Linked DNA regions of Homo sapiens: all the other regions are linked to region 1. Evidence: read pairs that join two places in POLR2A ChIA-PET (ENCODE). Cell type or tissue: PC-9. All regions are shown on one strand. Each heading gives the region's core, and the rest is flanking DNA. Links, peaks and the distances in the headings are about the cores only.

Region 1 (10,149 bases), core at 1,280-9,279:
GGATTCTAGCTTCCTGGGAATAATTGAAAAGAATTCATGACACCAATTACCACTGAGTCACATCTCATCCCGTAGGCCTGACGGGAGTGATAGCTTTTCTTAGGAGGTGTTACTGTTCCATATAACATTTTCTTCTTAGGTGTGGTGACATGACAGGGTGTTTCCCTGCAGGAGAACCTGGTATACCTTTAGTTTTTTTTCTTTGATTAGTTTCTTAATCTTGGTTGCTCTTACAAAGGTCCAAGTGTAGAAAGGAATTTGCCTCCGATTTTAATTTAGTTTTGAGCATTTGTTTGGATACTAGGAAGCCTCTGTTTCATTTCTATTAATATGCTCATTTGTACTTTTAAACTCTATTAGGAGTCGCTTAAATGCATAGACATATTTGATTAACTTATAGAGAGGTATCATTTCAACCCTGAATTTTCTCTGGCTTAATTAATTTGGTCAAATAATCAAGAGGTATGACTATGCACAGAGAACGTTTTCAGAGTGTTTGTCTATGTTCAGATCAATTCACTATCTTCCTTCTAATTCACTGTCTTCCTTCCATTGATGGCCAAACATTCTTAGATCACAGGTGAGCTAGCACAACATTTTTTAATCACTTATGGCCTGACTAGCTCTACCCTGTTATCTTCAGTGTTCAGAACTTCTGAGTAGATTGAAGAGACCGACCCTGAAGCTTGACTTGCCCAACACAATGGGGAAAGGGGTTGGCTAGGGATAGGATAGGGAGTGAACATAGCTTTGGGGGCTAAAAGGAAGTCCAGCCAGTAGCCAGAAAGGGGTATTGCAGTTCTTACTGTGGAACACTGTTGGCAATAACCAGAAGATAATAAGGAGTAACATGATGTGCTGCTAGTATGCAGAATGCAGAGATGAAAATGGGGTGGATGGAGCTATACCCAGAGATCCGTTTAAAACAATTGACTTCAAGTTCCCAGTCTCTACGCTGGAGGTTTTGACAACTGGCAGCTTCCAAGGGTACTGGTCAGAAGAAGCCAGAGCCTCTGACTTCTAGAGGTTTGGGAACTGATCATTTATCACAGCAGGAACACAAGTGAACCAGGTGAGCATCCTAGCACTGGGGCCAAAATTAGGGACTGTTTTTGTAAGCAAGGCTGAAGCACAGTTACTGGAACTTGGTATGGGCTGGGAGGCAGGGACCTGGAAGGGCAGCCTGGGGTTATGTTTTGAAATTAAGTCATAAACCAAGTTACTAGAGCCATACCTCAAAGCCAGGGCCAGAACACAAGTGTAACTTGGTAGTGATTCCCATAGCTTCAGGTGACCATGCCCAATCATTCCCCTAAAGGCCAAGATTGACCCACATTGCTCAGGGCTCAGTCTGAACCCCAGCTGTAGGTTCAGGTGTATATAGAGATTGAGAAGTAGGCTGGATAAATGAGTAGAATTTTTCAGACAAAAACATTTAGGTTCTTACTGTCTTCAATGTCTAGCTCTGTGGAGGCTGACAATACAGAGAGAGCAAAAACTAAGTGTAAGGAGAGGATTTGGGAAAATTGTTAGGTAATTAAGAAATTATATTAGCAGTTTGTCAGAAAAATAGGTAAGTGGATAAGTGTGGTGAGAAAATTTAGGATAGATGGGCATGGGTCAACATCTGCTGATTGTAAAGGAAACAAAAGTGCTTTTTGAGGGTAAGACAACATTTTATACTCTGAAAATTATTATGCATAGGTTTTTTTTCTTGCCAAGTTTTATTTTTCCTGTCTATTCAGACTCTATTCTTGAGATTTCAGAATTTTAACTCTTTGCTAAGAAAAAGAAAATAAGTGCTGAGAGAAATGCAATTGTAAATTAATTTGATAATCACTTCACCTGGGGTGTCTGCAGTTAATGAAGCACTGGCTAACAGCCCCATATACAATATGTATCATCTGATTATTTTGTTTACATTTTTCTGTTTCTAGAGTTCAATCCACTCTGATTTTATATACATCTTGGGTCTAATATACTATTCAGAGGATAGTATATTCACAAAGTATGGTTAGTTCTGTAGCCATAATTTATAAATTTCCTGATTGTCTTTTCTTGTTATACTCTTACATAGTCTTTGACTATGACACCCAAGGTCAGTAAGAACTGAAGTTGCTACAGTTTGTAGGTGCTTCCAGATGCCTGACATGGAGATTGTTTGAGGATATTTTAAAATCCAAAAAAGTTCAGTGATATTTCTGGACTCAAGAAAAAAACACAGTATTTCTACACAAACTATAAAATTTAATGTAAATCAAAAATCTACAAAATAACATCAAGGTTAGAATTAAATTTAAAGCAAGGATTTGATGCATAGAAGATTGCCTTACACATTGATTGGACTTGTCACCTAAATAAATATGCCCTGCTGCCAGCACAACTATGCTTTCCTGAAATTTTCATGATTCTATGTAAGTAAAATAAGTGTTCGACCACTCATTCATGAAGTACTTATTGAGCAACTACTGCTGTGTGGTAGGGACTGTGCTAGTTCCTGGGGAAATAATAGTGAGTAAAAATAGATCCGGTTCTGCACCTATTGGATACTGTCCTCAATGTTCCATAGGTTCCTTACCTTTTACATGCTCACAATTCTGTCCCTTTCTCCTGCTTCTTTTCTTCTATTCCTGATCTCAGGTAATGACACTATCGTCTACTCAGTCACTTGAGCTGGACACCAGGGTCTTATGTTTGAATTTCACTGTCCAAATCCAAGTTTATTTCATAAATATTTCCTGAATCAATCCCCTCTTTTCTTACCTCACTGCCACTGGGTTAAGTCAAGGTTTATCATCTGTTATCTATACTAATTCAAGAACTTTCAAAAAAGTTTCACAGACAGGCGCGGTGGCTCATGCCTGTAATCCCAGCACTTTAGGAGACTGAGGCAGGCAGATCATTTGAGGTCTGGAGTTTGAGACCAGCCTGGCCAACATGATGACACCCTGTCTCTACTAAAAATACAAAAATTAGCTGGGCGTAGTGGCAGGCACCTGTAATCCCTGCTATTCAGGAGGCTGGGGCAGGAGAATTGCTTGAACCCAGGAGGCAGAGGTTGCAGTGAGCCAAAATCACACCACTGCACTCCAGCCTGGGCAAGAGTGAGACTCCATCTCAAAAAAAAAAAAAAAAAAAAGTTCACTATTATGAATTTGCCTTTCTGTGACATCCTCCACCCTCTGCCAATTTTGTTGTTATAAAATGTAAACTGGTGTGTGTGACATCTCTTAACTCACTCTTCACTACTTGCCATGCAGATGAGCAAGTGGCTAAACGGCAGACTAAGTCAGCTGGAGCAGCATTCACAGAGAAAACTCATGAAGGACAAGGAGCAGCTAGTAGATATGCTGTTGCGTTTTATTATTAAAAATAAGGAAATTCTACCCTCTAAGAAAGGGAACCTGAAACTACACTGGGCTTTGTAGTTCTGTAATTAGGGATGCACCAACCATTCCCCTGGGGTGATTGAGAGACTGAGATATAACATACTTACTAAGATAGGGCAGAACCCTGGCTTTGGCCTCTTTTATCAACTTAGTGTTTGTAGGGAATGGAAAGCCAGTGTAGCTATGATGGGTGACTCAGGTACAAGTCTTGCAGATACAGTTGAATGACATAGATGGCCAGAAACGGTGGCCTTTTTTTTTTCCATTTTATTTTATTTTGTCATGTGTTCAACAGCATCTCTTTTTCTCTCTCTCTCCCCTCTTCCTGGCAGGTCACAGACATAAATTAAAAATAAAATCTACAAGAAAAATAATTTATAAAAGCACTCCCAGGCTCACACCTTCTATCCCTACTGCTCAGTTAGGAACACCCCAACTGAGAATCAGTGCTTTCCCCCCTCCACTTCACTCCTGCTTGTCTGGGGAAGACAGTACTCCAGAGTCGGGCAGGGGTGGGGGTGGCAGTGGCAAACAGTTAAAAATAAAGACACTGTGGTCCTGGAACCATCTGGCCACCTTGGCACTTCCATGACTGCCTCCCCCAGGCAGCCCTCCAGGAGCTTGTGCTAAGCTGGGGCTGTGGAGAAGCTGCCCATGGCTGAGAGCTTGCGTGTTTGGGGGGTGCTCTCAGCCCCTGTCACTTGCACTTCTCCATCTTCTAGAAAGAAACCCAAAAAAGAAAGCAGACGACAACCTCGGGACAGAGGAGAAAAATCCCGAGTGTTCACACAGTTAGTTACATGGGTCTTTATGGCAAAGAGGACGTTTAGCTGCTTTGAATATTAGGACATCTCCTTTTTACTCAATACAAGCATTCTACAAGTGAAACAGGGCACAAGCCCTAAAAAAATCAAAGTGCATGAAATTCTAAGAGGACTAGTTTTTTTGTTGTTGCTGGGTTGTGTAATGTTTTGTGTTTTCCCAGTGACAAGCCCAGTCCTTGGTAGGCAGAGGCCTGAGGGAAAGATCACTCCCCAGTGTTGTGCTGAATCCTGCCTGGAGGCTGCTGCGCTAGATCCTCCCTCCATATCATTCCCCTGACTCACAGCAGTACTGGAATAGGAAGGCTGCAGGCCCAGTTCCCGGAGCACTGCCAGCACCTCACCCCAGCTACAGAAGAGCTCAGGCAGTGGGTGAGGGATGGGGAACACAAATGGGATTTATTGCATCAGCTTATAGTTGCAGAAGAGCTAGTTTCTTCCTTGGCTTGCTGAGAGTAGTGGGAATCCAAGCCTTGCTACTGATCAGGATAGAGGGCCTTGGGCACTGAGCCCCATCTGGTTTCCATGCAGCTCTACAGGAGCCCACATCTTTTTCCTGTTGACAGGGGATCAATCTTGAGCAGGTTCATCCTTCCTGGTTACAACCTGTATGATAAAATTCAAATCCCTTAGAGTGTCACACAAGGTCTTCACGATATGAACTCTCTGAGAATGTCAGCTAATATAAGCTTACCAATTGCCATCCATCTGCTTCCTCCAGCTCCTCATTGCTTTTTTTTTTGACACGGAGTCTCACTCTGTCATCCAGGCTGGAGTGCAGTGGTGTGACCTCTGCTCACTGCAACCTCTGCCCCCGGGGCTCAAGTGATTCTCCTGCCTCAGCCTCCGAGTAGCTGGGACTATAGGTGTGCACCACCATGCCTGGCTAATTTTTGTATTTCTCATAGAGATGGGGTTTCACCATGTTGGCCAGGCTGGTCTTGAACTTCTGACCTCAAGTGATACACCCGCCCTTGGCCTCTCAAATTGTTGGGATTACAGGCGTGAGCCACCATGCCCAGCCCCAGCCCCTCATTACTTTTTACTTTTACTAAGTGACTTGCATTTCCCAGAACAATTCGTTTTTTCGTTTTGTCTTCACATTTGTACATGTTGTTCCTTCTGCCCAAAATGCCCTTCCTATCCTTATCTGATGAATTCTTGTTTATTTTTCAAGATCCAGCCAAAGCATCATTTCTGCAAACCTTCCCAGTTCCCTCTCCCAAGTCTCAACCACCTGGCAGTGTTGATTAAAAATCTATTTTCTCCCCCCCAAATTTGTATATATCTCTCTTAATACAACTGAATAACAATTATTGTATAACAATTCAATAACTGAATTGTCAACATTGTTATTGAATAACAGTTACTGGCTCACATGCTTTCTGCTGACCACACTGTGAGCCCTTTGAAGGCAGCACATAGACAGGGTCTGGCACATAACATAGCAGGTGGTAAATTAAAATGTGCTGAATGAATGATGAAATGGATGGTTGCTTTTCCCAAAACCTTTGCACCCACATGGCATCAAGTTACGTCAACCTAGGTCAATCCAGGCAACAGCGATGGAAGAAGGAAAGGTCCTGGATGCTCACGATAGAGCGTGGCGTGTGTGATGGTGTGTGGACAGTCACCCTCTAAGTGTGCAGGACTTCATCCTAATCTTGAAATAACAAGATCGTACATTTTAAAAGTCAAGCCACAATATTGGTTCTGGGCATGTAGTTATTTTGTTTTTATTTCTTTTCGCTATTCTTATTCTCTTTTAAGACATATATTATTCTTAAGAAATTGTTATTGGATGGAGCTGATGGACATTTTGATACTTGTGAAGATAATTTCTTTTTCTCACATCCACTTCTTATTTTCTCTCATTGTCTTTACCATCTCATTTCAAATGACAATGGCCTCTTGTCTAGAATTCTGCAAAAGTTATCTTCTGGGCTTTTTGTATCTAATCTGGCCTCTTCTCCAGTCCATTACCACGCTGTAGCTTGAGTTAGCTTTTTAAAATGCAAATCAGATCATGCAATCATTTTGCTTAAAACCCTTGATTGTCTTCCCATTGATTTTTAGGATAAAGATAAACCCCTTAAGGCTTGATCTCTTCCTGTGGCTCCAGCATCAATTTCCACAATGTTGCTTCTCATCCTCATACCTTGCTTTACTGGCCTTCTTTCATATCCTCACAAACACTGTGCTGTCTTCTTCTGTAGAGGTTTTCCACATGCTATCCATTTTCCTGGAAGACTGTTGCCTCCTCTTACCTAATTAACTTACATTGATCCCTTACATCTTGTTTGAGAACCATTTCCTGGGGAGGAGGGGGCTGGTCCCCAGAGCACCAGGTACCTTTCATTTGCAACTTCATATTCAATTCTATAAGTATTTGATTGAAGTTGCCTTCTCTTACCAGCTGGAAACCTCTCCAGGGATAGTGTTTAATTCTGGATGATAGGGAGTTATGTGTCTCAGTTTGTAGCATAGTGCTTGAGACATGGTAGAGATTCAATAAATTTTAGTGGAATGATGAATGAATGAATGAATGAGTTCAGCTGCTTAGTTTTGGTGGATACAATCACCAAGTGTATCCTGGTGTACCTAGAGCCTATGTTTTGGTATAAATATAAAGAGACTTGGAGTTCATTAATAGAGAGTGGAGGGGAAAATCCTCACATTGGAAGCAGTCAACATAATGATGAGGGATTTTTTTGCTCGTTAGCTCAGCTAGGTCTGGGTTCTTGTCTCATGACCAGGAAGAAGTAGGCACACAGAAATTTGAAGAGTGAGCAAGGCGGGGAGTTTCATTGAATGATGAAACAGCTTTTAGCAGGGGTGGTCCCCCTACCCAAAGGCAGTAAAGTTCTCAATATGGCTGAGCCTGGGGCTTTTTATGGGCTCAGAATAGGTAGCTTGTATTGATTGATTTGTGACTGTGCAAAAAGGTCAAAGCAAAGATGCCACTCAAAGGTGGACATGACAGTGTAGAAAGCCAATTAGGAAAGTGTGGGTATATGAAAAATAGGTGAACGGTGGGGATCAATCAGAGGAAAGTGTGCCAAACGGGCAGGTGGGGTCTCAATCCAGTCCGAGGATTTAACTTGTAGCTTGGCTTTCAGGCTTTAAACTGTCTGCAACTTGGAGGTGGGGTTTCGCCAGGACCTGCCCGTGTCTATCTAGGCATTTGTCTGCCTCCTGTCATTATCGGTAAGAAACCTCAGAATAACTGTCCCAGACTGAAGCCTTTAAGGCTAACTGTGAAGATAGTCAAACAGGGTGACCCCGAGCGCTTTTGTTACCATGTTACTCTTGTGTCATTAGATAATACAAGTCTCAGATGTTGCAATGAAATCAATCTTAAAGGACACCATAATGGAGAAATTGCTGCTGTTTTTGAAGATGTAAAAATCACAGTCAGAGATGTCAGCTCAGTCAGTCTCTGCCTTCTCCCCAACCAGAACTAAATGGCAGAGTGCAGTGACAGAGCAAAAAGCTGAACTGGTTCCGAGGTCTCTTCCCTGCCAGGAGCTGGCATCTCCAGACTGTCGGTTCTTGTGTTGGAGCCTTGGTGCTCTTCAGTCTTTTAGCCATCAAATATTCTTGTACCAATTTTCCCACAAAGCGAATGACTGGGATTTGTATTTTAAAACCACAGCTATTATAATACCAGTATCTTTGAAATTGACATACTGTCTCCCTGTTAGTTTTCAATTTATCTTGGCCCAGCTGCTGGAGGAAAATACTTTTCAGTCTTTGTAGCGCCGTGGAGCCAATATGTTTAGGAAACAAGCCAGTCAATATAGTTCCCAAACAACCTCTTGCCAGAGACAGTAATAATTTTTTAACCCCTTGAACTCTAAATAAGAAAATGGTTTCATCCAGATTATGAACACTAAACCTTGGTTGGTGTGGGCAGTTTGAACAATCATCCTTCGAGTTGAAAACTTTTTGACTGTCCTTGGAATTAGTAAAGGACATACATTAAGTAATCCCCTAGGACTGCTTTTTCAGCTTGTAATTACATTTCAAGGAAATGGCCCTGTAAAACAAGTAGCAAAGTGCTCTCTGCAATATTTGAAAGTAAGACCATAGCAGGTCAAAAATTATAAAGTAAATTATAGTCATTCACTTAAAACGTTCACTTAAGGCATTTTGTAATTTCATTGGTGACCTTTTATTGCATCATGAACAAATAGGGGCAAGAAAGGATTTAGAAGATAAAGATTTGGGCTTAGGAAAATAAGCATTCAGTGGTAAGGATTTATAAGATGTAAGATAGATTAAGTAAGGGCCAGGAAACCTTTGGGGAAAAAGGCAAAGTGTTATCATATGAATAAAAATAATGGTAATAAAATGTCATAGATTATGTCATGTCTTTAAAAAGAGGGTACCTGAAGGAAATTTAAATTTCATGTTTTAGGTTATGTCATACCATGGGGATCTTGATATGTAGAAATTTCCTTTCACTTTTGCAGATGGTTGAGAGATCTAAGAACAGTGGAGGGATGCAGAGAACAAGGAGACAGGAAAGGCTGATGTAGGACACAGAACATCAGAATGACTACTTGGAGCAGGGAAGCCACCAGAGCAATGTGATGATTGGCGCTCTCGTATTTTACAGCTATTAATAGGTCATATTGACTGAATGATTTCTAAGTTCCAGACCTGGCACTTTTTATAATTATCATTTTATTTAATTCTTTCAATAACTGTAGAGGTAATTTCTTACGTTTCCCTTCACCCCATTTTATAGATGAGGAAGCTGAGGCTAAGAAAGGTTCAGTACCCATCACAAAGTACATTGGAAGTGGCAGAATCCTCTGATGCTGTAATTGTGTAAATAACCATTTTATTCTCCATGACCTGGGCACTTAGAAGATGACTGAGGAGTGATTTAGATATGTTATGTATATTCATATAGAGTTTATATATGCTATCGTTCCATCTGTCTGTGAAGTTTTCCTCAATTAAGTTGTGCTTGAGAAGCATTGAGGATTAAATTGGCCAACTCTGAACTTTCTGTTGCCAGTGCTTCCTGTGGGCTTGGCATTCTGTTTAGTACACTTATAAGAAAGTCATTCCAGCCTTGAAAACATCCTTAATGCAGATGTTTTCTTACTGAGTCAGTTAATGGATATGTGAGCCAAAAGGTTCATCAAAGCCACTGCTGATGAAACAACCAAAGCTTCATTTTCTTGAGGCTCCTATTGGAAAGAAAAAGGAAATCTATGTGCCTGTGGGAACTGCAGACGTAAACTACCTACCTCATGTAAAAGGCTACCACGATTGCAAGTGACATGGTAGGTGCAAGTATGGCCAAATACATAGGAAAAAAGGCACAATGAACTTTTTAGTGTATTTCCATTTACTAATTATGAATCTGTGACCACCTGTACAAATAAAGCAATTAATGTCAACTGTTTACGACTCCTACAAAAGTTTCTTCTTTTAAAATTTCAATTTTCTTTTTGTTCCTATCTTTAAAATTTGTGTAAATTTATGGGGTACAAGTATAATTTTGTTCCATGGATATACTGCGTAGCAGTGAAGTCAGGGCTTTTAGTGTATCCATCACCAGAATCACATACAGCGTCCTCATTAAATAATTTCTCATTATCCAGCCCCCTTTCACCCCTTTACCTTTCTGAGTCTCCATTGTCTATCATTCCACACTCTAGGTTCACGTAAAAGTTTATTTGAAATAGATTTAGAGGAAAAATTATATTGAACATATTTTTGTTTTAATTCAGTATTTTAATTTTAAATTGGAAATAATTAGTAAGTTAATTTAAATAAATAAACTCAATTCCGCAAAATGTGACACTTTAAGGAAAGTGCGTAGGAAACATTAATGAAACTCAAATGTATTAGAGAAAACCTACCAAAGAGTAGGTTGGTTATATTTTCTCAATTTGATTCAATTTTGTGGCTACACTCTA
Region 2 (10,149 bases), core at 897-8,896, 74 kb after region 1:
CCTTTCTATTCTATTAATATTCCTTTTTGTATTCAATTTGCGTCTTGTAACTGTAACTGAATGCTTTAACATTTTTAATTGAAATTCTTTCAAGATTAATTGTCCATTTTCATATCAATGTATCCATATATTCAGACTCTACAATTTATCGATACCAATTTATGTTTGTTATATTTGCTGTAAATATTTCTCAGAGTAATTCCCTTTTTACTTTAGTTATCTTATTCTTCATGGTAATGAAATTTTACAACATGACATAATCAATTTTGTTAATATTTTCCTGTGTTGAAATATATTTTGCAAATGTCTGATAAGTTCATGATTTTTTTTTTAGTTTTTGTAACATAGATTTTATTTATTTATTTATTGAGATGGTTGCCCAGGCTGGTCTCGAACTCCTGGCCTCAAGTGATCCTCCCACCTCAGCTGCCTAAAGTGCTAGGATTGTAGACTTGAGTCACTGTGCCAGCTAGATTTTAAATATCTATCTTACTTATCTTAAAATTATTTGGTAATTGTCTCGTGAAGTATGAATCTGTTCCCTCTCAGATTTCCAAATTGTTAGCTAACTATCTCAATATTGTTTATTAAGTAATTTAAAAAATCTTATTGGTTTTGTCCCCATTATCATGTATTCAATTCCTTTATAAAATGTGCTATACTTTTGTCCTTTCCACTCTGTTTTTGTTTTTCCTTTTATGCTCATATTGATTATAAATTAATCATTTCTATTTTAATAATTCATGGGCTGATCTTCATTTTTATTTTTAATTCATAGGCTGGTCTGATTTCTTTTTTATTTTTAAAAATTACTGTTTAGTAGTTTTTTATTCATATAGTACACAAATATTCTGAGCTACGTTATAAAAATTAAAGGATGAATAGAACTTGTCCTTTGTTTTCAAGGAGTACATAGTCTTAGAGAGTATGAGCAATTATTATTCAGGAATTCAAAGAAGACTTTTGAAAGCTTAAGTTGGAAGGAAGGAATAAGCCTAATAAAGGAAAGCTTAAGTTGAGTTTTGATTTATAGGCACAACTTCACCAGGGCAATGACTAGATCAGCAAAAATGAATATATGCAATAAAAATTGTGGACAGGTACACACACAGGGATGGCTGGAGCATAGGGTGAGGACATGAGGAGTAGCTGAGTATGAGGCTGGAGAGACAAACTGGAGCACCACTCTTTTCTAATTCCAGCTTAATTTTGTAATAATGTAATAAAATTCAATACCAACCCCATTAAACTCTTGATCAGGGTAATATTAAACATATTCAGTATACCATAACAATTATTGAATTGAATCTAATTCTTAAATAATAATGTCATTTGTCACAGAATGGGAGAGGTAAAAATAATAACTGTCAATAAAATTAGGACTATAGTAAATTCAAGCTGTGTGTTCCTTTTCAAAGTGAAAACACAGAAAGGGAAAACTACTCCCTTCAAGACTAATCAGTTGGCTTTAAGACAGGAAACACAAAATCAATCATCTTGACTTTATTGAAGCAGTGTGTAATTCTCTGCTAGTATGTAGTCCACAGAGACAGGGATCAGTTCCATCAGCCAGCAGGGCCCTGTGAAATGGGAGCCATTCTGTACAGGAATAAGGAGGAATGGAAGGAAGCAAGGAAAGCAATAGAGGTATCCTAACTGCTCTAGAAGGTTGATGGTGAAATGACAGAATGAGAATGTAGCACTGGGAACGGTATGAGCATATTAAGAAGAGTTTTTTAGTTCTAACCTGCTTGTTGTAATCATTTCACAATGTATGTGCATATCAAAACACCACATTACATACCTTAAATATACACGATTTTTATTTGTAAAATATACCTTAGTAGCGTTGAAGGGGAAAGTTCTAACCGTATTTAGAAGACAGAGGAAATAATTCAGTTGAGATGGAGAGGTTGATTTTTTTTTTGAAGAGGAGAGATCCACTTTGGAACATGAGTTCTTTAGGATATGTGAAACAGCTTGTCTCAAGATACAGAGGGGAAGATGGAGCACTTCTTAGAATGGCAGCAAGGATGTGATTAGAAGATGTAAAGAAAAAGGTGGTGAGAGATGGATGCAGAAAGCCAGACAGCTTACACTGATGCTTTGATCTTCTAAATAAGTATGTCCCACCTGTGTCAGATTACCCAGGAGTACTAGGTAAAAATTCAGCCCCTGGATCACTCTCATCAGAACCCAGGAAGCTGTGATATTAGTGAACTCTCTGGGTTATTCTAACTAAAGTGTGAGAACCAATGGCTCAAATGGAGTAGCAGGTTATCTACACAGTGTGTCTATATGATTGGGAAAGCATTAGTGCCACCCATATTAGAAGATATGGGTGGGCGATGGAAGAAAGGAATTGCTAAGCAGAGCCCATTTGGAAGTTGGGAAGCAGGAATTTGTATTGGAGAGGCTGGCCCAGCTCCAGATATGGTTGAATGTGCTTCCATGGCTTCTTCTAAGTTAAAGTGAATCTACCTAAAGACCCTGTTATTACTTCTGTATCAGGACCCAGGGAAAAATTGATAAAGCAGGCTACTGGATCAAGAAAGCAGGCTACTGGATCAAGGACATGAAGACAACTTGAGAGATTTCCCTTCCTTCTGGCCTTGAGAAACATACCTTTCTGGGCAGGCAGAGTCAATAATGCTGATTGCTACATACAATCCTGTGGATTTGTGTATTCAGAACTTTAATTTCACATAATTATGATGAGCCTGCCAACATGTCAGGCCAGACTTTCCTCTGCTAGTTGTGGCTCAGTTTATTCTTTGATGCTGCTGCTCCACCTGCATATAACCCAAGATGGGCAGCTCCCATGGTGAAAGGAATTAAAAGTTGCAAGGCCCTAATCTAGGTCATTGCTTTTCTCTCTCTCTACCCTTCTCTCTCCCTCTCTTTCTCTCTCTCTCTTTTTTTTAACTTGAGTGTATTAGCAGCCTCTTACCTGGTCTCCAGGCTACCAGCCTCTTCCTTCCAAGGTAATCTTCTATTCTATTAGAGTACCTTTTTTTTACACAGACTGACAGTTGCCATAAGTGCTGTAAGCAGTCACTGCTGTGAAGATTTCCTGTCACCACAGAGTGATGTTCTAACAAACAAAACAGATATAAGACGTTTTTCGAAGAATGCCTTGTCTTCAGCCACTGCTGCCGCCATTAGCACCTCCTACATTCTAGGGACAGGGAATCCTTGTCATTGCCTCAGTATATTGCGTACTCTTGCCTGTAACCAAAGTATCCCTTCGAGTTTAGTTGCTGTTCTTTCTGTTGTTTCCCTATAAGAAGTGTATTTAAATGTTATTCCCACTCTGTAGCTTTCTTGGACCACACTCCCTCTTTCCAGGCAGAATTATTTTTTTCATCTGTATTCCATAGTACTTTATACAAGTATCAACATTGTATTTAGAACATTCTATTGTACTTATTTGTATCTTTGTTTCTACAACTGCACTAGAATTTCATGTAATCCAAACTGAAAGAACATAGGAAAGTAGAGTTCTTTGGAGCAAGCAATATGGGCAACTCCCTGCATCATTTTGTAATAGTAACAAGCTTTCCTTTTTCCATGTAATATTATAGTTGTAGCATTGATGAATCTGAATATTTATAGAATCATAGAATTTCAGTGGGGAGAGGTATCTTAGAAGTGATTCCTTTGATTTGCAGATGAAGAAACCAGTCTTGTGGTTATGTTAGACCACCTAAGTACCTTTCATCAAAATCCCAGCCAACAACCTTCAGGAATTTATGAGAATTAAACCGTTTTCCATTTCAGGCAAAAACGTTCTGGGAGAGAACAAATGTATAATGCATTTTAGTTTAGAGGGAGCCCCATTAACAAATGTTAACTGCGTTTTAAGAAGTTGGGGTCAGGGAAAAAGTCAGGCTATTTGATGAGAGATAATTGATAAGTTCAAGGAGGATTTTAAATACAAATAAAGTGTTTTTCATGTGTTTCATTGAGATGATTTGAGGTATCAGGGCCACCAGAAGACAACAGAGTGGGTTTTGGTGAGTTTCTTTTTCTCTAGGTTTAATTGAACAGTTTTTTTTTTCTTCAATAGGTTTCAGAACCTTCTGTGGTCCAGAAAGACATTTGTGGACAACATGAAAATTTATAACCACAGTTACATCTACATGCCTGCCTTTTCTATGAAGACAGGAACAGAGCCATCTTTGAGGGTTTATTATACACTGTCAGATGTTGGTGCCAATCAAACAGTGCTGTTTGCCAACCCCAACTTTCTGCGTAGCATTGGAAAGTTCTGGAAAAGTAGAGGAATCCATGCCAAGCGCCTGTCCACAGGACTTTTTCTGGTGAGCGCAGCTCTGGGTCTCTGTGAAGAGGTGGCCATCTATGGCTTCTGGCCCTTCTCTGTGAATATGCATGAGCAGCCCATCAGCCACCACTACTATGACAACGTCTTACCCTTTTCTGGCTTCCATGCCATGCCCGAGGAATTTCTCCAACTCTGGTATCTTCATAAAATCGGTGCACTGAGAATGCAGCTGGACCCATGTGAAGATACCTCACTCCAGCCCACTTCCTAGGAACAATGGAAGAAGAAAGGACTGAACCAGGGTATTTTTGTTAGGTTTTCTATGTGACTCCAAGAGGGAATGGTCAAGTTGTTTCATGAGTTTGCATGGGCCCTTGGAAAAACAGGAAAGGAGCAATGAAGATCCAAGCAAAACTTTACTTTCAGCGTTGGCTTGGAGGACAAATAAGAAATGAAACATCCTATGAAATACTTTATAGCACATGGCAGATTTGCAACTAGTAAAATGCTGGTGAAATGCTGTTGGTAAAGCACATGGTTCAAATCTAGAAGATGCAGTTCAAAAACAAGACAGACTCGAGTTGTTAGGGCTGAGGAACCAATCAAGGTAGAACAAAGAAAATGTTGGGGTAAAAGTGTTGCTGATTGTCAACACAAACTGGCTTAATAATATTAATAAGAACCTGTCTTATTAAGACTGGCTTTAGAACCGTAGGTTTTTTTAAAAAATTATTATTTATTTTTGCCCTCTTTGGGGAAGTGGGTGGGTAGATTTAAAAAATCCCTTCCTGAGTAATAAAGATACAAAATGTTACTGCTGATAATTGTGATTTGTTGAGCCACGTCTATATTAACTATAGCTCCCCTCTATTTTTAAAATTTTACATAAGAATTGCTTCTTCCTCTTTTGTCAAGTCCACAGAGACAATGTGAAGCATTATTGAATTTAGACTGTGTTGCTTCATAGTCTGGATAACAGGAGCCACTTTCCTTCCTCAGAATTTAGGACATAAACCCAATTTTAGGTCTGCATTATGTAAGCCTGTTTGCATTGTCATTTTTATTTTAGTGCAAAAGACTACCAATATGAGTGAATTATTTGTTTGTAAATTGGCATAATTGTCTTCATAATTTAATGTTCAGAAATGCAGTAAAGCACGTTGATGAAAAGCTTAGTCTCTGTGGAAGACAGACCAGAAGACAAATCCCTTTTCTATCTACTGTGGCATATTCACTGCAAGGTAAAGGACATGTATGCATACATGCAAGAATGAATTGAGCGAAACTTTGAATATGTTTCCTCTTTTGAGCTATTGTTATTTAGTAGTTACCTAAAAAAGAATACATTTTTACTAGTATACCATTAAAAATGTAAAAGGCTTAACATGTATGCATACATGTAGACACACATACACACACACAAAGTTAAACAAAGCTCATTACTGTGCAACTATGAAAGCTGAACTCATATGACCTGGTATGGCAAAAATTTGTAACCAGTGTTGGAGAATCACAAATGTGTTATGCACTATCCATTACATGTTGATATAAGACAACCGAGCTCACTGGTTGCCGCACATAATACCCATAGCAGCACAAGATGCAAGTCTTACCCCCAAATGCTTACCCGGAATGAGCAGAATTGTCTTACTCATCCTGATTTTACCCAAAATCTCATGAATGGGCTTGCTGTTGAGCGTGGTCACACAAGGTATAGTTTGTACAAGTAAAGAAATGTGAATTAGTAGCTATTTATTTCCTTAGTAGCAGGTAGGACTACTTAGCTTGTTACAACAGCTTTGATACACAGTAAGAAAACTCTACTGACAGATTACAAGCAGCCAAATGTGTTTACATTTCAGAGAAGGGTAAGGGAAGCCTCTCGTTGTCTTCATACTTTGGAATGTCTTAAGCTAAAATGTGACACTAGAGTTCAATTTCTTTTTTATTTTAAATGTCACTAAATTGTAGGTAAACTGTACCAAAAAGTTCTAGTTTAATTTTAACAGTAAAAACTCAGCATACCATGTTACCACGTAAACAATAATGGCTGGTATTTTCTGTGGGTTAATTTAACATGACATAAACATAGGAAAGCCCTTGGCAAAATTCTACATCATTGAAGTAGACCATTTCTAAATGCAATTAAATAGTGAGGTTATTATAAAAATTAGAATTTAAAATATGACTTGTTGATAGTGCAGATTATAATGTTACTTAGAAAGTTAAGAATTCGAGAGTAATGATGCTATTGGAGAACTGGTTTGCTATACGGCAGCAAAAACATAATGAGAATGTACCATGAAGAAATTGTGTTAAATATTCACTTTGAGTGAAACTTTAAATATGTTTCCTCTTTTGAGCTACTGTTATTTAGCAGTTACCTAAAAAAGAATACATTTTTACTAGTCTACCATTAAAAATATAAAAGGCTTAACAAAAACGCATATAAAAGTTAATAAAATGTTACTCAGATTAGTACTTTAATTGTTAAAATGTAATTAATGAGCTCCATAGAGCCCATACATCACAGTTCCATTGAAAATATCATCTGGACTAGAATCTCTTAAACCCAGGAAGTGGAGGTTGCAGTGAGCCAAGATGGTGCCACTGCACTCCAGCCTGGGTGACAGGGCAAGACCCTGTCTCAAAAAAAAAAAAAAGAAAAGAAAAAGAAAGAAAATATTATGTGGAAATTTTTCATCTTTTTATGATGCCTGGGATAGATTTATGCAGTAGATTTATATATAATGTTTAGTTTACAAACTTGTGAAACTATTTCATGTGGGTTCTGAAAGGCAAAACAGAAATGGCCAGTGCTGGTGATGTTTGATTAGACCAGCTCTTCTCAGCTGGGGTGATTCATTATCCCTCTCTGGTGACATTTGGCAATGTCTGGAGACCAGAGACATTTTTTATTTTCATGACTCAAGGGTGCTAATAGCATGTACTTAGTAGAGGTTAGGGATCCTGCTAAAGATCTTACAATGCACAAGTCAGCCTCTCACAGCAAAATAATTATCCAGGCTGAGATGTCAGTAGTATCAAGGTTGACATCTCAGACCTGGATTAGACCTGGATTAGACCAAAATGAAATTTTGATTGTTCCACCTTGTCTTCACTTAAAGATAGATATACATGCTCACAGCATTCAAAATATGACTACAATTTAATGAAAATATTTTCTTATGGTAGATTACAACTCACTAGATACACCATACATATGCCTTTTGGACATAATTGGTTAGATAGGAGTGTGTGTGTGTGTGTGTGTGTGTGTGTGTGTGTGTGTGTGTGTGTAGCATGAAGTTAGGCATCTCTATCCTTAACTGTGCTATGTGTTCCTAAGTAAGGACCTCGCTAGAATCATCCTGTAGAGTGCTCTGGAATACTCTATTATTAAGATCTTCAATTCTAAGCTCCCATTATCTTTCTTTGTTTATCTGAAATTAAGACCTTCAGAATTAGGCCTGGTACTTTTCCAGATTTGATCAGTTACATTTTGATATAACTGACTCTTAAAATTCAGCTTAGAAGACATTCAATAAGAAAATCTTTAATCACTTTTGGTGATGCACCTGCCAAGAGGGGGCATCACTTTGTACCATCAGACTAATTAAAAAAATTGTTGTGTAGTCATAAAAATTAGGCTGATCCATAGGGGCAAAAGGAAGGGTGAAGAGACTAAAAACTAGTACCCTGATAGAATTTTAGTTTTTATTAGCCTCGATTTGAGAACTGCATTGATTCCAAAGATCATGAAGGTAGGTGAAGGATTAAGTCATTCCATAATTAAGAAAAGTAATGTTTATATGAAAGATTTTTATATGGACAATGACTCACAGACACATATGCTTTGTATAGAGGATTTTGCCAAAAGTTTATACAAAATTGCACATCTAAACTGCATAATTCTCATACAAGAAGTTAAGGAAGTGCTCACTGGATTTTGCTTCTGTATAGTTCACTTTTATCTGTCTTCACAAGGGTAGGAAGTAAATGATCTCAAATGGCACATGTTCAGACAATACTGTGTTTGGCTTTGTGATGTCTCATGTCTTTCTCTTGGCTAAAAAAAATTGTTTAGGCTATATATAACTTGTACCTGAAGCAATCTGGACAACATGGCTTAAAATGGAAAATAACTGAAAAAATCCTGGGATTTTAAATTTGCCAAAAATACCCTTGGATTAGTCAAAGGCTTTACAAGAGTGTTATAGATGATCCAAAATGGAAACAATATTGATAACATTTCTTTTCGTCAGCAGCTACATATTCCAGTTTTATAACTTTATTATATACATTTTTTGATTATTAATAGAAAGTCAGCCATCCAGAGTTTTAACTTCTGTGGTTGAAATATTGACTTTGTGAAATTTTTCACTGACAAATACTTGTTAGGAGGGACCTAAGGGGGAGGGGAATGTTACCAGTCCACTGAAAACTTTAGGAAATGTTCATTGTGTTGTGTAAATACTTTCCCACCAGCACCAGGTAATATATTCTCTATGTTTGTAGAATTCCAAAGATCAAAAGCTGTAAGGACGTTTATGTGAACTTGACGCAAACTTGTGGAGGAATAAGGACTGAGAGTAATGTTGTGCTTTTTCTTTATCTTCCCGTCGTATAGGTCGACTCTCAGGTTATATGACTTTTATTGGGCACACGTCAGGGGTGGAAGTGGTAGAAGTGGGTTAACAATTTCAAGGCCTGGCAACCTAGGTCAAAACCTCTAATAAAGTCAGCAGTAAACATAACTAGCAACTTCATTCCACTATGTGCTAGGAGGAGGGTGAGGCAAGTTGAAAGGAGATGACCCTATCCCCACACTCTCAGGATGTAAAAGGGCAGAGTGCTCTCTACCCTTAACCTTGGCTTTTTAGCACCGTCAGTCTCTGTCCTCTCCCAGGAGAGCTGCCTTGGCTCCAGAGTTGAGCTAGTAGCATTGTGACTAGAGAGGTAGTGTGGAAATTCGCTGAGGACCTCAAAATTTTACACTGCCTTAAACTGTTTTGTTTTTGCTTAAACTCGTGCTGTCTAAATGTGGGTGTTTTGTGGCAGAGTCTGATCACCCCGACCTAGTTATAGCCCTGCCAGTGATTCTAAAGTGGAACTTTTCCCCCTCATTCATATGGATAGTCTGAGTCCTTGAAGCTAGGGAGATATCAAATATTCTACCAGTTCCTACATAGCTTCTTTAAAAGTCCTAGAGACTAACTCACAGGAAGTCTGAAGCCCAGAGCGTCTGTTTATAAACTCCTAAATATGAGGCCACAATATTTAGGTTGAGCACTAGAAAATTTCTATTTTGCAAGTGGAAGGAGACTTGAATCTATAATTGCTGTAGCTTTTTTTCCCTTCTATCATAAGAAAATGGATACCATCTGCTTTACCCTCAGCCCAGACTTGTCTTTTGAATTTTTTACATACATCTTAGGGGTGAGAGATTGAAACAAGTGCATGAATGAAAAGCTTATTGAAACATAACACAGCCCCTGCTCACCATTTCAGTAAGGGAAAATACATGTTTCTGTTTCCCTCTAATTTGTTTTCTCTGGTGCCAACATTTCTGATTTCTTCTGTCTCTAATACATAAGGAATAAATACCATATTTTAAATTGACTTACATGCCTGCGAGCATTTGCCAGATAATCAAAGCCTATGACTCTAACTTTTTAAAGCACAGAAGAGGAATTATATTTTATGGTCACTCCTCTGTGTTTCTATTGATCTCTATATTGTGCTAAAATTCTTTCAGGTAATTTTTTTCTTGTTGAAGCTGTGGGATATAATCAATGATGCCAAGCTGTCTGAGAATTTTATAGAATAATATCCAAATATATTGATCCTGCCTCTTTCTGCTT
Region 3 (10,149 bases), core at 927-8,926, 100 kb after region 1:
GTCTATATTTTTCTTTTCTTGTGATGTCTTTCTCTGGCTTTGGCATCAGGTTAAAACTGACTCTAGAAAATAAATTGGGGAGTGTTTCTCTTCTTTCTGTAAGTTTGCATGGGATTTGTGTTATTTCTTCATTAAATTGTTGATAGAATCATAGTAAAACCAGCTAGGGATTGGCTTTCCTTTATGGGAAGAATTTTAATTGCTAGTTCAAATATCTTCCCTGTATATAGATCTATTTTGAATTCCCATAAGTCAGTATTACTAATTTTTGTAGTTTGTCTAATTTCTTGGCATAAAATTATTAATAATATTGTTATTTTGTTTGTTTGTTTTTTGAGATGGAGTCTTCTTCTGTCATCTAGGCTGGAGTGCAGTGGTGTGATCTTGGCCTTCCAGATTCAAGGGATTCTCATACCTCAGCCTCCCAAGTAGCTGGAACTACAGGCATGCGTCACCATATTGGCTAATTTTTACTTTTAAAAATTTTTTTAGTAGAGATAGGGTTTCACCATGTTGGCCTGGCTGGTCTCGAACTCCTGCCCTCAAGTGATCCACTTGCCTCAGCCTCCCAAAGTACTGGGATTACCAGTATGAGCCGCCGTGCCTGGCCATTATTATTTTAATTTCTCTAAGATCTGCAATGATGTCTCCTATTTTATTTCTGAATTGTAGTTTGTGTCTTTCTACTTTATTCACAGTAATTCTCACTAAAGATTTATCAGTTGTTTTGCTTTTGCAAAAAAACAAAACAAACCCAAAAACACCAACTTTTGGTGTCGTCGTACATTTTCTTTTTTTGTTTTTCATGTCATTGATTTCTGCTATGAGCTTTATTATTTCTTTTCTTCTACTTCCTTTCAGTTTGCTTTGCTCCTGGAGAGGTAACGATAATGTATTATAGGAGTTTAAAGAATGATTACTCCCCATTCTTGAATCAGGAAATTCTTTGAGGATAATGAGCCTTGAAGAGTAGATTATGATGGAGTGAGAAAGATAAGAGGTAGTAGGGAAGACCTTCCCAGAAGAGGGAATAAGACAAGCAAAGGCAAGCAAGTACAGAGCGTATGGGAAACAACGAATTGATCACTTTGTTAACTAGAGACCAAATACATCAGCAAGCACAATTAATTTAAATATACTCAAGTCTCCAATTGAAAGACAAATGTTCTACCTTTATGATGGATTTGTCAAATTGGACTTTTGTCTAATTTTGTTTAATATATTTTAAAGTTATGCTATTAGGTACAGTTTTAAGACTTTCATCTTTCTGGTTATTGAATAGGTTAGATTTATCTCAGAATAGAAGGAGGCTTCAACATTAGAGAACATATTAACATAGTTAGCCATATTAACCAGGTTAAAAAAATCTTATGTTCATATCAATAGATAAGGAAGGTCATGAGAAAAAAATTAAGTTATTTTCGATTTAAAAAAATCTTAGATAACTTTCCTAACTTTATAATAATATGTACCTGAAAAATGTATAGTAGACATCATTCTTAGCAGTGAAACATTAGAATATACCTTTAAAAATAAAGGATAAGAGGGCTGGTCGCGGTGGCTCATGCCTGTAATCCCAGCACTTTGGGAGGTCAAGGCGGGTGGACCTTGAGGTCAGGAGATCGAGACCATCCTGGCTAACACGGTGAAACCCAGTCTCTACTAAATATACAAAAAATTAGCCGGGCGTGGTGGCGGGCGCCTGTAGTCTCAGCTACTTGGGAGGCTGAGGCAGGAGAATGGCGTGAACCCGGGAGGCGTAGCTTTCAGTGAGCCGAGATCGTGCCACTGCACTCCAGCTTGGGCGACAGAGCAAAACTCCGTCAAGAAAGAAAGAAAGAAAGAATGAGAGAGAGAGAGAGAGAGGAAGGAAGGAAGGAAGGAAGGAAGGAAGGAAGGAAGGAAGGAAGGAAGGAAGGAAGGGAGGGAGTAGGATATCTTATCATTCAACATTTTCTCTGGGCGCCTAGAAGACACATACCCAAAAATAGAAAGAAATAAAAACATGAAGATTTGAAAGAAAAAACACAACTCTTCTTTTTAAAAGATAGAAAAACCAAAATTATCTATAATTTCTCCTATCAAAATTTGAAAAGTTTGTAATATTAATGCACAAATTTGATAAGGTTACCAAATACAAGATCAGCATATAAAAGTAAATTTCATTTTTACGGCGCTAGTAATAAACAGCTAGAAAATGCAATTTGAATAATGAAACTATTTACTATGGCAGCAATAATAATGAAATGCTAAGACCTAATAAACACAACAAAAAATGTACATGTCTCTTAGGGAATAATTATGAAATTTATTGAAAGACAATGAAAAAGACCTGAATTAATTGAGAAATGTACTATATTCATAGACAGAAAGACTCAATATTATAAAGATGTCTTTGCTGCTAAAATTGATCTAGACCCATAGAATTTGTTGTAAAATTTAATTTATAATTTATATAGAAAAGCAAGGATTTATAATTGCCAAGACGCTCCACATTGATATAGATTTTGGTAAGCATTTTCTTTAACTGTTAAGATACATGGAACATGAAATGAATTGAAAACCAAACTTTTGTATGTGTTGCATGAAGCTCTTAGGTATCAATTCCAAATGACTTTCAGCCAGTCTATCATTAGTTCATCCATCCAATTATTTTGAAATTTATAGGCACTGGCATACTTGGAGCTCTCATTCTTAGATTTCATGCTGTGCCTTAAAATGAAATATGTGAAAATAATTTTTGATCTTCAGTAATTATGCATATTATCAGCAATATACTGATTTTTATAGCTTGTGGTCACGATCTTGGTCTTCTTAATAACTTTAACATTGTCCATATGACTTTGAGGAATGTTTCCACCTTGGCTTTCACTAGGATGTCTAATTTACCATTTTCATGTTTTCCCTGAATGAATCATGTATCACTAAAGTAATCAGCTTCTATTCTAAATTATCAGGCAGATGCTCACAAATTGACATTTTATTGATAGTCTTGCATAACGAATGAATAGTTCACATCAGTATCTCATTCTTTTGAAGTTTAATCTATTTGGAGGTACCATTGCAAATTTTTCTGCCTTTAGTTGGATTGCATGGCACACAATAAGCAATATTTTTGCATGAATCTCAGCAATAAAATATAATCCAGCTTTATTCATTTCTGAGTATCTTTCCTTCTTAGGTCTTATAGAAAGCTTGGTTGTTGTGTTGCAGCATAATCTGGAAATGTAGTCATTCTTCCAAAAAATAGTCAACTTACAATAATCAATTTACATCTCACTACATAATTTTCCTGCCATTTTACACATACTATAGCTTTGTGTCTTAATGCCCAATTACGACTCATTCTATAGACTACATGTATGTGTATATGTAATTGTTGGTTCATCATATCTTTTTAAAGATATTTAACTGGCAGTTAAATTAAACAAAAATGACACAAACAATGCCCATTAGTCAACTAATGTGAGATTGAGAAGTGCTGTAACAGAGTTTGTATATGTATAGGAAATGACGGTTATGTCATCAGACTGCATACCTAACAGTAATAGTGACAGCATCAATTGTAAGATACAGTTTGATCTCAGAAATGTTAAAATGTGAAAAAAGTGTATCTTAGAATCAACAAATACTTTTATCTTCCATCATTGGGATGAAAGAAAAGGCATATTGGAAGGAGGATGAAGCACAAGTCAGGGATGCAGTCATGGAGAATGGAAGTGTTATAACATTCTAAAACTGGCCCTTCCCCTCAGAAGAATAAATTAGGCTGATAAGAAAACAAAGGAATCTTGAATTAAAGGAGTGAATCAGAGATCATTCCCTTGGCAATTTGTTCAAATTCCAGTTAATTCAGGCTCCTCTAGACAGATGTTTCTGTACACTAGGGGGCTGTAACACACAACATGTTAAAAAAAATATTGATAGCTTGTTTTGTTTGTTTTTAAATTTTGTTTCCTCAACAAACATTTATTGAACATGAATTGTTAGGCTGAACATTGTAAGGAATATTAAATGACTACATTCTGTACTCAGCCTATAAGAGATTTATAATTTGGTAAGGGAGACAAAGCATGGATAAAAGTTAAAATAAAGTGAGGCATAAAACTGGACCAAAGAATTACAAAAATTCAAAAGAGTAGTGAATCTTTGTCTAGATAAGCTTGTCCAACCCACAGCCCATGGGATGCAGGCAGCCAAGGATGGCTTTGAATGTGGCCCAACACAAATTCATAAACTTTCTCAAAACATTATGAGATTTATTTTGTGTGTGTGTGTGTGTGTTTTTGTTTGTTTGTTTTTAGCTTATCAGCTATCTCTAGTGTTAGTGTATTTTACTTGTGGCCCAAGACAATTCTTCTTCTTCCAGTGTGGCCCAGGGAAGCCAAAAGATTGGACACCCCTGGCCTAGGTCATCAGTTGACATTCGTTTGAGTTGGAAAAAATTTAACCGTATCCTTAATGACTGACCAGACTGTGTATTTCAGGGGATCCTCCTGACCACAGTTTGTGGGCAGCGTAAGAACAGAAGCAGCTGCCTCTTGCAAATATCCTTGAGGGGCAGCTGGGTAATACCAGGGCACATGCTTATTCCACATCTTAGTCACTATGTTCCTCCTCTTGTCCTCCTCTCCTTCCTTCCTGTTTTCCGACTTCCCTCCTTTGGCTTCTTCCTTGGGGTACTACAGACCATAATCACCTGGCAGTGACTGTAAATATAGTCGTAATCTTTCAGGTGGCATTCTGGACTAAAGAAGTTGCTCACCCCAGCTCCCAGGTAAATTCTGGGACATCTTTTTTCCTCAAAAGTTACTGTGGCCACAAACACCGTTTGCTGATATAATGGTTTGTGCATTTTCAAATGTTGCCAGGATTGCAAGAGAATGTTTATAGCCCTTTGAATTAGGGAGGCAAAATGGCAGAGCAGGTGCAGGAGCAGAGCTGTGGCCCTCCTTCCTTTACCATCACGCACACACCCTCTTGCCCACTTTCTAACCAGGCTATACAAGTGAAGTTATAAATCCATTATGAATTCTTTACAAGAACCAAGGTCTACACTGTTCAGGAGCCCATGGCAAAAAAATACCCTGCTTTCTCACTTTGGCTTTCCGTCGTATGTTTGGTAGTTGAGAAAGATCTATTTAAATATTTGTTTCATTTATTTTTTAAATGTTTAATTTAAAAGAACTATCAGGCTGGGTGTAGAGGCTCACACCTGTAATCCCAGCACTTTGGGAGGCCAAGACGGGAAGATCACTTGAGCGTAGGAGTTCAAGTCCAGCCTGAGCAACATGGTGAAATCCCGTCTCTACGAAAAATACAAAAATTAGCTGGGCATGATGGCACACACCTGTAGTCCTAGCTACCGGAAAGGCTGAGGTGGGAGGAGCACTTGAACCTGTGAGGCCGAGGTTGCAGTGAGCTGTGATTTTGCTGCTGCATTCCATTCTGAGTAACAGAGTGAAACTATGTCAAAAAAAAAAAAAAAACCATCAATTTTAAAAGTTGCAAATATAGTACACCCATATAATCTTTACTCATTACAATCATTAATGTTTTTGCTATATTTGCTTTTTAAAATCTAATTATTATTCTTATTCTTGTTGCTGAAAATTAGAAAGTAAGTTGCAGATACCATAATCCTTTACTTCCAAACTATTTCAATGTATATACCCTAACAAGGACATTTTCCTAGATAACAAAAGTATAATAATAAGGTAAGAAATTTGATGCTGATATAATATTGTCTAATATACAGTTCCTATTCAGATTTTACCAATTTTCTCATTAATGTCCTTTTTGGTGATTTTTTTTTCCCATTCCAGGATCGGATCTAGAATCACACATTGAATCATTGTCATGTTTCTTTAGTCTCCTTTCATCTGGAACTATTCTTCTATCTTTCATCATCTTTAACATTGATTTTTATTTATTATTATTATTATTTTTTGAGACAGAGTCTCGCTCTGTCGCCCAGGCTGGAGAGCAGTGGCACGATCTTGGCTCACTGCAAGCTCCGCCTCCTGGGTTCACGCCATTCTCCTGCCTCAGCCTCCCAAGTAGCTGGGACTACAGGCGCCCACCACCACGCCCGGCTAATTTTTTTGTATTTTTAGTAGAGAAGGGGTTTCACCGTGTTAGCCAGGATGGTCTCGATCTCCTGACCTCGTGATCCGCCTGCCTTGGCTTCTCAAAGTGCTGGGATTACCGGCGTGCGCCACTGCTCCCGGCCCCAGCATTGATTTTTTTAGAAATTCAAGCCAATTACATGTCTCTGAATTTGGGTTTGTCTGATGTCTTCACATGATTTCTTTCCATTAATACATTTTTGGCAGGAATTTAGCATATTTTGAGACTATTACATTAGGAGGTCAGAGATTCCCCTTGTTAGGGGTTAAACCATTTTTTTTAAATTCCCCAAGCAATGTAAGAGTACTGATTTCCCCACAGCCTCACCAACAGAGTGTGTTGTCAAGTTTTGCATTAACTGCCAATATGATTGATGAATAATATGATATATTGATGCAGTTTTTAAGAAATAAACTTCATCGAAGTAGAATTAGAAAGCAATAAAATGGATCCATTTTAAGCACACAATGTGATGAATTTCAACAACACTTATAAGATACAGACTATGTTCATCACTTTAAAAAGTTTCTCATTGGCTGGGCGCGGTGGCTCACGCTTGTAATCCCAGCACTTTGGGAGGCCGAGGCTGGCGGATCAGGAGGTCAGGAGATCAAGACCATCCTGGCTAACAAGGTGAAACCCCGTCTCCACTAAAAATACAAAAAATTAGCCGGGCGTGGTGGCGGGCACCTGTAGTCCCAGCTACTTAGAGAGGCTGAGGCAGGAGAATGGCGCGAACCCGGGAGGTGGAGCTTGCAGTGAGCTGAGATCGCACCACTGCACTCCATCCTGGGTGACAGAGCGAGACTTCGTTTAAAAAAAAAAAAAAAAAAAAAAAAGTTTATCATTTTGTTTCAGTTAAATCCCCCCAAATTCTTGCCCCAGAAAAACACTGATCTGCTTTCTGACACTATTGATTATATTTGTGGAGGCTAGAATTTCATATAAATGGAATCATAAGGCGCTATAGTTTTTCTTTTTCCTATTTTATTTATTTATTTATTTATTTGAGATGGAGTCTCGCTCTGTCACCTAGGAGTCACCTAGGCTGGAGTGCAGTGCTGTGATCTCGGTTCACTGTAACCTCTGTCTCCCGGGTTCAAGTGATTCTCCCTCCTCAGCCTCCTGAGTAGCTGGGGTTATAGGCGTGCGCCACCATACCCAGCTAATTTTTGTATTTTTAGTAGAGACAAGATTTCACCATGTTGGCCAGGCTGGTCTTGAACTCCTGACCTCAAGTGATCCATCTGCCTCAGCCTCCCAAAGTGCTGGGATTACAGGCGTGAGCCATTGCGCCCGGCCGATGCTATAGTTTAGATGTTTGTCTCCTCAAACCTCATGTTAAAGTCTGATTCCAGTGTTGGTGGTGGGGCCTAATATGAGGTGTTAGGTCATGCTCTATGGCTGAACTACTCCATCCTATTCATATCCCTCATGAATACACTAATGCCTGCAAGAGTGAGTTCTCACTCTTACTAGTTCCTGAGAGATCTGGTTGTTAAAAAAAAAAAACAGCCTGGCACCTGCCTCTCCTCTGTCTTGCTTCCTCTCTCACCATGTGATCTTTAACACACCAGCTCTCCTTCACCTTCTGCCATGTGTGGAAGCAGCTTGAGGCACTCAGACTGCAGAACCACAAGACCAATAATCCTCCTTTCTTTATAAATTACCCAGCCTCAGGTATTCCTTTATAGCAACACAAACAAGCTAAGACATAAGGCATGTACACATTGTGTCTGCCCTGGCTTCTGTTTCTCTGCATAACACTTTTGCAACCCACCCACGTTGCTGCATATACCAGCAAATTATTTTTCTTATTACTGAGTAGTATCCCATTGTGTGACTATGCCACAATTTATTTATCCATTGTCTTTTTTATGGTGTTTTGTTTCCAATTCGTGGCTGTTATAAATAATTTATGAGCATTTATGAACAAGTCTTTGTGTTGACTTATGATTTTATTTCTTTTAGGTAAATATGTAGGAATGAGGTTATCAGGTCATATTGTAGGTGTCTATCTAACTTGATAAGAACTTTCCAAACTGCTTTCCATAGAGGTTGTACCATTTTACATTCCTGCCAGCAATGTTTGAGAGTTCCAATTTCTTTGCATTCTCACCAACAGCTGGTATGATTATTTTTAATTTAGAATTAGTGGGTGTGTAATGGTATCCCATTGTGGTTTAAATTGCATGTTTATGTTAACTAATGATTTTGAGCATCTTTTTATGTGCTATTTGTATATCTTGTATTGTGAAGTCTCTTTTCAAATGTTTTGCCTGTTTATTATTTGGTTGTTTGTCTATTACTGAGTTTAACAAATACTTAGATGTACAGATTGCAAATATTTTCTCCGTTTGTGCCTGTCTTTTCATTGTCTTAAGTATATTTTGAAGAGAAGTTTTAATTTTGACAAAATGAAACCTATCATTTTTCTTCTTTTATGGTGTGCATTTTGTGTGATATCTAAGAAAACATGCCATAAGCGTGGGTTGATTTTCTCATGTTTTCTTCTAGAATATTTATAGTTTTATCACAATGTAGACATATATCAAAACATCACATTGTGCCCCATAAACATATATAATTTTTATTTGTCAATTAAAAACAAGAACAAAGAATAATAGAATAAAAATTAAAAAATTAATTACATTGAGATTAAAAAAATATGTGTGTATGTTTATAGTATATATGTATGTATATAGTTTTAGCTTTACATTTTAGGTCTGTGATCTATTTTGAGCATCTCAAATCTTGTGTCACTCTAGCTTCATGAAAATCTCTTTTTATCCCCCCACCACTTTGTTTCTCAAGAAAATTTTTCTCTCAGGGGACAAGCCTGATTTTTTTCACCCTGGCAGTGCCCAGAATCAGCAAATGCCTTTATGAATAGTTGCAGATCTTCTACTTCCTTCTGAAGGATTTTCCTTCTTTGAAATTTTTCTCCAAGTCATTGTTGCTTTCACCCCTCTCTGATGCTCTTAAATATATGACTGATGTAATTTACCTGGATTTTCTGTTTATTTGTTTGGTGTCCCTGACCTGTTGTGAACTACTTTATCCTGTTAGAAGTGGGTCACCTTTTCTGACTGCTTTTAATATTTTTTAAAAATTTGTCTCTAATTTTTAACAGCGTGCCTGTGTGTAGTTTTCTTTGTATTTATCTTGCTTGTCGCTGTAGCCCTTCTTAAATTGGAAGCTTGATGTCATTCATAAACTTTGAAAAATTATTGCCTATTAGCTTTTCAAAATGCTCTGCCCATCTTTTCTAACCTTTTCTCCTGAGATTTGAATTTTACATACTTTAGATCTTTTCACTGTATGGCATATATCTCTTATGTTCTTGCCTGTGTATTTCCATCCTTTGGTTTCTGTGATTTAGTTTGTATAATTTCTTCTGCCCTTTCTCCCAGTTTATTAATTCTTTCTTTAGCTCTGTGTGATTTGACTTTAAATGTATTCACTGAGGTCTGAATTCCATTTAAAAAATTTTAAGCTCTAAAATTTCTCTTTTTTTTTTTTTCTTTTGGCAGAGTTTCGCTTTTGTTGCCCAGGCTGGAGTGCAATGGTGCAATCTCGGCTCATTGCAACCTCTGCCTCCTGGGTTCAAGAAATTCTACCTCAGCCTCCCAAGTAGCTGGGTTTACAGGCGCGCGCCACCACGCCTGACTAATTTTTTGTTTTTAGTAGAGACGGGGTTTCCCCATGTTCATCAGGCTGGTCTCGAAGTCCTGACCTCAGGTGATCCACCTGCCTCAGCCTCCCAAAGTGCTGTGATTACAGGCGTGAGCCACCACACCTGGCCTGGTTTTTTATATAAATTATATTCAATTTTTGTTGAAATTCTTCATTCTTTCATTTATTTTCTTGAATATATTGTCATACTTATTTAAATTATGTGTCTGGCAACTTTAATGTTTAGATCACCTATATATCTGATTCTTTTGTCTGCTTTTTCTCTGGCGTTTGACTCAAAATTTTTAATATGTCAATTTTGGATTGAGTGCAGGAAATTGCATA

The links. Peaks named below come from ENCODE experiments on the same cell type or tissue, not always from the same donor. Only the 100,000 strongest peaks of a DNase experiment are listed, where the experiment ranks them.
Region 2: POLR2A ChIA-PET joins it to region 1 with 7 read pairs; 4 of 35 experiments call an interaction of 5 or more read pairs at or near these places.
Region 3: POLR2A ChIA-PET joins it to region 1 with 6 read pairs; 3 of 35 experiments call an interaction of 5 or more read pairs at or near these places.

What each region holds. Positions count from the first base shown.
Region 1 is chr12:22,270,357-22,280,505 of GRCh38, reverse strand. The region is part of intron 2 of ST8SIA1 (ST8 alpha-N-acetyl-neuraminide alpha-2,8-sialyltransferase 1); the gene reads left to right. Among named protein-coding and RNA genes, the nearest start is that of ST8SIA1, 59 kb to the left of the region's middle. RefSeq lists a cis regulatory region at 3,565 and enhancers at 3,472-3,641, 3,481-3,650, 6,929-7,098, 8,538-8,707. In PC-9, for the core only: no CTCF peak of the experiment used is centred there; a DNase peak (open chromatin) is centred at 4,475; H3K27ac peaks cover 1,981 bases.
Region 2 is chr12:22,195,959-22,206,107 of GRCh38, reverse strand. It overlaps ST8SIA1 (ST8 alpha-N-acetyl-neuraminide alpha-2,8-sialyltransferase 1), which reads left to right. Exons shown (of 5, transcript NM_003034.4): 5 at 4,070-10,149. The coding sequence ends at 4,556. Among named protein-coding and RNA genes, the nearest start is that of ST8SIA1, 130 kb to the left of the region's middle. In PC-9, for the core only: no CTCF peak of the experiment used is centred there; no DNase peak of the experiment used is centred there.
Region 3 is chr12:22,167,078-22,177,226 of GRCh38, reverse strand. No RefSeq gene overlaps it. Among named protein-coding and RNA genes, the nearest start is that of CMAS, 130 kb to the right of the region's middle. In PC-9, for the core only: CTCF peaks have their summits at 3,709 and 3,912 (motif pointing right); no DNase peak of the experiment used is centred there.